Linked DNA regions of Homo sapiens: region 2 is linked to region 1. A link is a loop called in an ENCODE intact Hi-C map of the cell type or tissue named here. Cell type or tissue: PC-3. All regions are shown on one strand. Links, peaks and the distances in the headings refer to the core of each region. The heading gives the core; the rest is flanking DNA.

Evidence for each region. Peaks named below come from ENCODE experiments on the same cell type or tissue, not always from the same donor. Only the 100,000 strongest peaks of a DNase experiment are listed, where the experiment ranks them.
Region 2: a loop joins it to region 1, with 2.8 times the contacts of the local background. A loop is called at or near these places in 1 of 110 quality-filtered maps.

The regions. Positions count from the first base shown.
Region 1 is chr15:76,839,065-76,844,243 of GRCh38, reverse strand. SCAPER (S-phase cyclin A associated protein in the ER) reads left to right here. Exons shown (of 32, transcript NM_020843.4): 5 at 2,313-2,510. Among named protein-coding and RNA genes, the nearest start is that of SCAPER, 64 kb to the left of the region's middle. In PC-3, for the core only: CTCF peaks have their summits at 2,985 and 3,185 (motif pointing right); no DNase peak of the experiment used is centred there.
Region 2 is chr15:76,358,443-76,363,366 of GRCh38, reverse strand. The region is part of intron 29 of SCAPER (S-phase cyclin A associated protein in the ER); the gene reads left to right. Among named protein-coding and RNA genes, the nearest start is that of ISL2, 24 kb to the right of the region's middle. In PC-3, for the core only: no CTCF peak of the experiment used is centred there; a DNase peak (open chromatin) is centred at 2,736.

The DNA.
Region 1 (5,179 bases), core at 695-4,694:
CCTTGATTAAAACACTATTACCTCATGGAATCCAATTGTGTGAAACTTCTTTTGCAAGTTTAGATTGTTTTGTCATCTATTGAGTGTCTTGGGAAGCAGTTAGACATAGTAAGCCATAGTAGTAGTATAGTTACCCGATTAAGAATTCTGGCTTCATCACTTAAGTTAATTTGAGGCTTGGGGGTATAATTTAATTTAGCTAAACCTGTTTCCTCCTCTGTAAAATGGAGATAATATTAGTACTGGTAATATAAAATTGCTTCAATGATTAAATGAAGTATATGTAAATCACTTGGTGCAATGCTTGGCACATAGCAAGTATATCATGAATGTTAGATGCTGGTGCAATTGTTATTACCACTGCTATTCTTTTTGTCAGTAGTAAGTAGAGCCCTATATTTTAAAACTCTCTACTAGTTAACCAGCCTCTATGATTTTTTTTTTTAAAGAGAGCTTCAAGGTCTCACTGTGTTGCCCTGGTCTGTTCTCAAACTCCTGGGCTCAAGTGATACTCCTGCCTCAGTCTCCTGAGTGGTTAGGACTGCATGTGTATAATACTGTGCCTGTCTAGCCTCTGTTATTTGATGTGTCTTTTCTACCTTTCTTCACAAAGTTGGCAATTATTGCCATTAGTTTATGCACATTTTTTCTACAAGCTTATTTTTTCTCCTTTTTGTCTTTCTTATGATAATCATACCTTACATTATTTGGGCACTTACTGTTTGCTAGATGCATGTCAAACGCTCTGTGAACATTGGAGCAGAAATTGAAAGATTGAGTTCTAGTTTCAGTTCTGTCATTCTTTTAACTTTGTCAGGCAATTCAGTCTGAGCCTCAGTTTTGTCATCTACAAAATAGGAATAGTAATATTTGTCCTGTCACAGCTTGTTGTGATGATTAAATGATAACTATGTTTTCAAAAACCCTTTATAAAATATATTTTCTGCCCTTCTGGAATCTTTGTAAATAAAAGCCTTGGATAGAGCAGTCACACGTAATGATAGAAACAGCTTAACCCCAAGGCATTATTGCCCGTTGTACATTATAAGAAAGGATGGTAAAATATTTGAATGATATACTTTATGATTTTAATTACTCATGATTATGAATGCTATACATATATACCACATTTTATGGATGTGTTATAAATTCATAAACAGGTAGGGATGAATGGTAGTAGTTTTGATAATTTCATAAGATTAGCGTCTGGATTCACAGGAAGCTGCTAGTCCTTTGCTGATCAATGTAGAAAAAAACTTTGGGAAGGAAGTATAATTCAGGAAACTTCCTAAGTTAATTTTAACTTTGAATGGTATATAGAAAGAAATGAGGTGGTCTGGAATATCTGGTAAAGAGCTATCAGCACTGAACCTCAGCCAACAGTCTAATGGTAAGCCAGCAGTGTAATTGTAGAGCTGTAATTAGAAGATGGTCTCCTGTGGCAATGTGACCTTGAACAACTCAGCCTCTGAACCTCAATTTATTAATCTGTAAAGTGGAGGTAATAATACATACTCTAAGAAGTGTATGAAGAGGGTCAAGAGATATGTTAAGTTGATTTATAATATACAGTTGTTCCTCAGTATCCATGGGGGATTGGTTTCATGATGTCTGTATTAGTCTGTTTTCATACTGCTGTAATGAACTGCCTGAGACTGGGTAATTTAAAAGGAAAGAGGTTTAATTGACTCACAGTTCAGCATGGTTGCGGAGGCCTCAGGAAACTCATACAATCATGGCAGAAGGCGAAGAGGAACCAAGGCACCTTCTTCACAAGGTGGCAGGAAGAACTGCCCAGCGAAGTGAGGAAGATCACCTTATAAAACCATCAGATCTTGTGAGAACTTACTATCATGAGAACAGCATGGGGGAAACTGCCCCCATGATTCAGTTACCTCCATCTGGTCTCTCCCTTTACACGTGGGGATTATGGAGATTATAATTCAAGATGAGATTTGGGTGGGGACAGAAAGCCTAACCATATCAATCTCCCATGGATATCAGAATGTTTGGATGTTCAAGTCCCTTATATAAAATGGTGTAGTATTTGCATATAACCTATGCATATCCTCCCATATACTTTAATCTTTAGATTGCTTATAATACCTAATGCAATGTAAATGTTATGTAAATAGTTGTTATACTGTATTGTTTAGAGAATAATGATAGGAAAAAAGTCCATACATGTTCAGTACAGATGCTTTTTATTTCTGGAGTAGTTTTGATTTGTAGTTGATTGAATCTTTATAAAAAATCCAGTCCCTGGAAGCCCTTTTATTTATTTATTTTCATGTTTTATTTTACTTCACCAGAGTACTGCAGTGGACTGTAAAATAACATCGTCTACGACTGGAGATAAACACTTTGATAAAAGTCCCACTAAAACAAGGCACCCTCGGAAAATTGATCTAAGAGCTCGATACTGGGCATTTCTTTTTGATAATCTTCGCCGAGCAGTAGATGAAATCTATGTAACTTGCGAATCAGATCAGAGTGTGGTCGAATGTAAGGTAAGGTTTGCTTTGAGGCCTTGTAATCCATTTGAACTCAGATTCTTGAATTTTTGCTACATGTGACTTGATCTTTTTTTTTTCTTTGAGATGGAGTTTTGCTCTGTCGCCCAGGCTGGAGTGTAGTGACGCGATCTTGGCTCATTACAACCTCTGCCTCCCAGGTTCAAGTGATTCTCCTGCCTTAGCCTCCTGAGTAGCTGGGATTACAGGCACATGCCACCACACCTGGCTAATTTTTGTATTTTTAGTAGAGACAGGGTTTTGCTGTGTTAGTCAAGCTGGTCTCGAACTCCTGACCTTAAGTGATCCACCCATCTCGGCCTCCCAAAGTGCTGTGATTATAGGCATGAGCCACTGTGCCTGGCCCTGACTGGATCATTTATCTTACTTTTTCTAGTTGTAATAAATTCTGTATGCTTTTCATTTAATTACCTCTTATGAAAAATTGTTCTTTTGATCCATACACTAACATCAGCATTATGCTTCACGTTTTCTTGATTTTGAAGATTTTTTTTGGCATTACCTAATTATATATTTTAGGTTCTGTGAAGGATTTGGTAGAAAGCTGTCTTGACACATAGTTCTGGGCAGGGAATCAAAGGGTTGGATACACACACAACATTATTTTTAAAATTCTTCTTATCTGTATTCTCCGTTGGTGCTGTAGATGGCACTAGTGAGATTTCACATTCTTTGGTTTCATGTTTAATGTCTAATTGGACATTACTCCCTTTCCATTGAGATACTTATCACTCTTCTAATTCACTTTGGTCAGGGAAAAGTGAGATTGATGGCTAACGATAAACAATCCTGGGTGGGATTGGGATGTCATTGTAAGGTGTGTTTTCTAATTTTAAATAATCTTGTGTTTGTAGTAGGATATTAAACAGACACATGGTGTAGAGTGTCTCTATCTAAAAAGCCTGGCCTTTTAGTAAGTAGAGACTTTATACCATATTACTTTTTACTGAATAAAACTATTTTGAGGAAAACCAGAGTGATACATGTTTACAGAAATATTAAAGAGATAACTTCTGTTTTTATGATGAACATGGTTGAAAACCCTGGAATTCATTATTTAACCTTTGAAATATATGAGGGGTTAAAGAAGAGTTACATATTGAGACAGCAGCTATGTTTCCTCTTAAATTGGAAACAGTCAAAATAGGTTTTAGACTAACTTAAAAATACTAGTTATCAAAAGCAGGTTTCAAAATGAACAGTAGTTGAAACCATCTAAATATATGTTGTGTGGTTGTTACACTTAAATGTTGTTACTATCAACATACAAAAACTTTTTTTTTTTTTTTTTTGAGGCAGGTCTTTTTCTGTCACCCAGGCCAGAATGTGGTGGTACAAACATGGCTTACGAAGCCTTGACCTTCTGGGCTCAAGCAGTCCTCCTGCCTCAGCCTCCTGAGTAGCTGGGACCACAGGCGTATGCCACCATGCCTGGCTAATTTTAAAAAAATTTTTGTAGCGATGAGGATGCATCATGTTGCCCAGGCTAGTCTTGAACTCCTGGGCTCAAGCGATCCTCCTACCTCAGCATTCCAAAGTGGTGGGATTATAGGTATGAGCCACCATGCCCAGCCACTTTTTATGTTTAAAGAAAAACATTTTTAAGTAAAATCATATTCTTGGAGTATAATGAGTCAGTATGTTGCGGTAGAAGACACTACTGGACTTAGTTTTCTGTTATGCTTTGTAAACTGAGCATTTGGGCTTAGAATATCTCTAGATTACCCCTAGAGATTAATCAAAGCAGCAGTTTCTTTTTTTGTTGTTGTTTAAAAATAACAAATGACTGATTGATGAAATCAAATTTACTTAAAAATATATATACTTTTTGAGTAAAGTGAGATTGACCAATTGCAATGACGTCTTTTTGTGATAAGCAGAAACTTGCACCTGTCTCTGACATGACTGTGTTTTAGGAAGCTAGAACTGGCCACAAGAAAGTGTGGCTTTTATTTCTGGTTCTGTCACTTATTCCAAGCTTTATAAAAGCTTACTAGCAATAGATTTTTTTGTGTGTAAGTTATAGATTAAAAGAATGGAGAAAGTTTCGACAAAGTGAGAGGAATAGAGATGTGTTTTCCATTCTTTATTCTGTGCCAAGATGCTCAAAGGCTTATGCTGAGAAATCTAGGAGTTTAAAAGGTATTTTTATATTCTACTCTTCTCCTCATCCAAGACTTACAGGTGGTGATGTAAGAAGATAAAATTTAACGTTTGGTCTAAGCACATGCTGGGTATATACTAACTAGTTTTCTTGTTTTGTTTTGCTTTATTCTCATTATCAAAGCACTGCCATCCATGATCTCATTTGGTTAGTATCTTTATGAGATACATGACGCAATAATTTTTCCTCATTTTGTACGTGGATTCAGCCATTGTTTTGTTAATGCACTGAAAGATTTTTTCCTATTTGTGATTTTTATCCTTTAGCCTTAGTTAAAATAATCACAGTTCAGTTCTGTGTCTCATATGTAAAATGCAGTTAATAACACATATATGTAATTCACATGGTAAGTATAGCATGATGTGAAAAGTATCTTTCCTGTTTGCCCAGGATTTCTGACTAGATGCTAACTTTGTAATCAAAAGAAGATACATTCCTCATTTTTTGAGTTTGAAGATTGTGCCTGTTTATGACATTGGCT
Region 2 (4,924 bases), core at 519-4,518, 480 kb after region 1:
AGTCCTTGAAGGCCCGGGATGGGTAGGCCCAGAGCTCTGGTGTGGTAGGTACAGGCTCCCTGGAGTAAGGATTTGGTCCTCAGTCATTCATTCCCCAGATAGTTAATGAACACCTGTTGTTTTCCAGGCACTGTGTTAGACACTATGCCAAATACTAGGAATACAGCAGTGAATATAGGGGGCTTAACCATTATCCTTACAGAGCAGACAGCCTTGAGACTGTTGAAACTGGGGATTCATAGCAGTCTGTCTTTGCCTAAACAACTGCTCTGGTATCTGGAGCAGGGCCGTATGTGGTTCTGTCTTCTGGTCTGTGGCAGGCACAGTGCTGGGGTCCCAGTGACATAAGTGTTTAGAAACTTGCCAGACGGCCTTCTGGGGTAAAAAACAACTAATAAAAATAACACAATATGGAGAGCTTTCTAAAACCACTGATGGAGTTCTCCTAAATAAGGAGAAAATGCAGGATCACTCTTAGGTCTTAGCAAAATCAGAAGAGGCAGAGTGTAAGTAGGTAAAAGAGAACTTGACCATTTTCTGTTCTGTTTCCTTGAATATAAGTGAGTTCTAAAGAGCTGGGAATTTTACTATAGGACATCCTGGGTTTATCTATTATGTATGTAGATTATATAAGAGAGAGAAAGAGAGAGAGCAAGGGCTGAGCGCAGTGGCTTACACCTGTAATCCCAGCACTTTGGGAGGCCGAGGTGAGTAGATCACAAGGTCAAGAGTTCAAGACCAGCCTGGCCAACATGGTGAAACCCCATCTCTACTAAGGATAAAAAAATTAGCCGGGCATGGTGGCACCTGCCTGTAATCCCAGCTGCTCGGGAGGCTGAGGCAGGAGAATTGCTTGAACCCAGCAGGCAGAGGTTGCAGTGAGCCAAGATGGCACCACTGCACTCCAGCCTGGGCGACAGAGCAAGACTCCATCTTGAAAAAAAAAAAAAAGAGGGAGCAAGAAACTACTACAGACCTTTTTCTACTTTATTTTTATTATTTAGTGTCATGGTTTGGTATGGTCAGGGAATAAACTATTCCCATATAAGTGAATTTTTCAGATGACCAAATTTACCTTTAAAAAACAATATGTGGGCTGAGCGCGGTGGCCCATGCTTGTAATCTCAGCACTTTGGGAGGCCGAGGCGGGTGGATCACCTGAGATCAGGAGTTCGAGACCAGCCTGGCCAACATGGTGAAACCCCGTCTCTACTAAAAATACAAAAATTAGCTGGGTATGGTGGTGGGTGCCTGTAATCCCAGCTACTCGAGAGGCTGAAGCAGGAGAATCGCTTGAACCCGGGAGGTGGATGTTGCAGTGAGCAGAGATTGCACATTGCACTCCAGCCTGGGCAAAAACAGTGAAACTCCCTCTAAAAAAAAAAAAAATGTGTTTAACATTAACTTTCCAGTCCCTTTTACAATATTATGATGTCTCCTTCCATCTTAAACCAGTTATGCTGAATGTATTATGTATTTTTTGATGCCTTCAGAAATGAGTTCCTACTACGATGTTAAGGCACATTACTATTATTAGGTATGTGGAAGCAGATTTTTAAAGTGTAGCATACTAAGTAAGGATAATTGGTTATAATTAATAAGATATTTTACTACAATACAGTAATGCTCTCTCAAGACCAACTGAAAAGGGTTGAGATACTTTTACACCAAATGATTCTAGGCAACTTTTTGAATTCTCATGTCTGCTTAAAATAATTTTAATTCTCACGCCTTCACTTACTAATGTCAGCTGGTGCTTCTTCCTCTTGTCAATTTATTTAAACCAGCAGTGTCTTTTCTAATTGCTGATTTCAGTCTACTCTAGGCCAGAAAGCCCACTTTTATTAGACTTGCTTCTGAAATGTGACTTGGTAGATTGAGTTGGAGCTTGGAAGACTTTCTTGTAAGTAACTGGTGTGGATTTTGTGGAAAAACTGGGCACTCGGTGAAGGCAAGAATGTCTCTGATTTGTTCAGTATTCCATTCCCAGTGCCTAACACCATGCTTGGCTAGAGTAGATGCTCAGCAAATATTTGATGAATGGACTCATCTCTCTGCTGAAAGGCCCGCTTGCTTCTTTTCACGTTCTTGACTGAATTCCATGTGGTCACAGTTGGAGGAAAGGTCCCTCTGGGTGAGGGAATCAGGCTGTTTTACATTTATACAACGTGATAGACTCTCCATGGGCCCTCCTAGCCACTCCTTGGAATTTTATGGAGTGAATTTGACAGTTGTCATTTTACAAATGTGAAATCTGCAAACTCTCTCCAGGAGAATTTGCATTTTTAATCCAGATTCGTGATCACTCACTATCCCACCTCCACTTTCCTTTTTTTTTTTTTTTAATTTAAATTTTGGGTAACACCAAGTATTAATATTACAAATATATTTGACATAATAGCATTTCTTTCAAAAATATAAGACCAGTTTTGCAAGGCACTCAAAACCTGTCAAGGCTGCTCCAGAAGGCATCCAAATAAATGGCCATCCTAAGACAGTACTAATTTAGAGTCATGTGTTCCAACAGTTCACTCCTGAGAATCTAGTCCCATCACCAACCCTTCCTCTCTTTCAAGTTCTTACATCTGATAATTTGAGACAAACCCTTGGCACAGCCAGCACATAACCAAGAACTGGTTATTTGATACCAAGCCAAGAAGAGTATAGGTTTTTGAAAAAAAGTCTTTTGTGTTAGTTTAATCTATGTCAGTTGGTTTGTTTATTTGAATGGCAGTATGTCATCCTCATCTTCATCCGGGCTGGCAGAGCCATGCAAGAAGCTGGCTGGCAGCCAGTCATGGAAGTGAGTTCAGGCCTAGTGACAGACAGCCCTTCTGCCCAGGAAGGAATGGGCTCATGAGTCCAGTGACCGTAGATGGGCCTTTGAGGTGAGGAAGAATCTAGCATTTGGAATAATAAGAGATTGCTAAGCCCAGCTCTACCAATGACGAGCTGGAGGACCCAGGACAAGCTCTCTTGAACTTTCTGAGCATTAGTTTCCCCATTGTAAGAGTATAGTCATCCCTGTCTGCCCATTTCAGAGTTTAGAGACTTGGATAATGTAGGTAGAGGGGCTTTATAGCCTACTGAGTACCATCTCTGCCAGTAACAGGTTTTCTGCTGTGTTAACTGAGGTTTTGGCAAAGCATTGTCCTAGAAGGCCTTGAATTCCTTCATACCAAGTGAAACACCAGTTTTGCCCATACCTGCAAAAGGAGGAGGCTTTTCCAGAACTCTTATAACCAGACCAGGGATCCCTGAGTTGGTGCCCAGGATCCTGAGGATTGTAATCCTAATTTCCTTCTAGGGTAAGAGACAGCTTATCACAAAATCTATTCTTCAAGGACTTAATGTGCAGACCTAAGGTGATGTAGACACCATTGAAGCCTTCAATCCAAAATCTGCCATCTGTATTTCATGAGACAAGATGTGGTATGATTCTACCCCAAGTCAAGGCACCAATTAGTTTGTTAACTAGGGGCCCCCTGTCACTTTATTTCATTCATTCCAGTAACTTTGAGGCCCTCCTTCAGTGCCTAGCCCCCAGCAGAGCAATGGAGGATTCAATACCAAAAACATAGTTCCTGCCCTTCTGTAACTTGGGATTCAGCTACATATACTTAGTTATGTGATAGTTGCTGCCATGTCTTTGGGTTGAACAAGAAAGGCTGCCTTTGGCTGTTCTGCCTGGGAAGACTTCCTGGGCTTAAGGATTTCCTTAAGTGCTTCAAGGGAAGCTCATCCTTGCTCTCAATCAGGAGCCCACAACACCAGCCTATTAGCTTTTGCTCTTCCTGCTCTGTTTTCAGGTTGACAAGCCTAACACAATAGCTTCAAAACACACACATGCACAGTAAGTTAAGCCACTGTTTCTTTGTACCACTTACCTGTATTTCTTGGATCATGCTTTTCCTGGATTTTCTTTTCAGAGCTGTCAGAATACATTTCCTACTCTGCCACTGCAAGATCCTGGCTGGCAGCCCCATCACTGTTTGCACAGCTCTCTCGTGCAGGCAGGGCCAGGGAGAGACCTCAGCAATGGCTTCCTACGTGGCACGAAACTTGCTGATGAGTCCCAGCAAGACAGTGGGGCCTGCCTCTGCCAGACCCTGTGCTCTGAAGAGTAGTCCTTATGGAGAGATGGGGCTGGGGTGATGGGGAGGGGGGCAAGATGATGGAAAGCATTTAGGAAGCCTCACACTGGGAGGGGGCTTCAGGTCTAGCGGGAGAAGACTCAGAGCAGCAGAACTGGTCAGCTAACCAAACACTCATAACTAACATTGTTCTGTACTTTATGGTCACAGACACTATCTCATTGGATCCTCATCTAAATCCTGAAGGCTACCATCTACCCTCATTTTATAAAGACTCTAAGGCTCAAATTAGTTAAGTGACTATAGCAGATCAGGGGGCAGAGCCAGACCTAGAGCCCAGGGCTGCCTAACACCAGCACTCTTGAGCTGTAGCTTCATGGTTTATGGCCACTGACAGACAGTTGGCCCAGGGAAAGCCACTCAACTGACTCTGAAGTGCACCTGGTTAGAGATGGTAGCCTTTCTAATGGAACATAATTCCGGCTGAGGTTGATGAGAAATGATGAGGATTGTGCTATGGACTGAACTCTTTTCCCAGAATTCATATGTTAAAGCCCTAACCTGCAATGTAGTTGTATTTCGAGACAGGGCTTTTAGGAGGTAATTAAATGAGGTTGTAAGGGCAGTGCCCTAATCCAGTAGGACTGATGGCCTTATAAAAGGAAAGGAGAGATCTCGCTCTCTAAATGCCCTCACCAAGGAGAGACCATGTGAGCACATAGCAAGAAGGCAGCTGTCTGCCAACAAGGAAGGCCCTCACCAGCCCCACCATGCTGGTTCCCTGATACCAGACTTGCAGCCTCCAGAACTGTGGAAAATAAGTTTCTGTT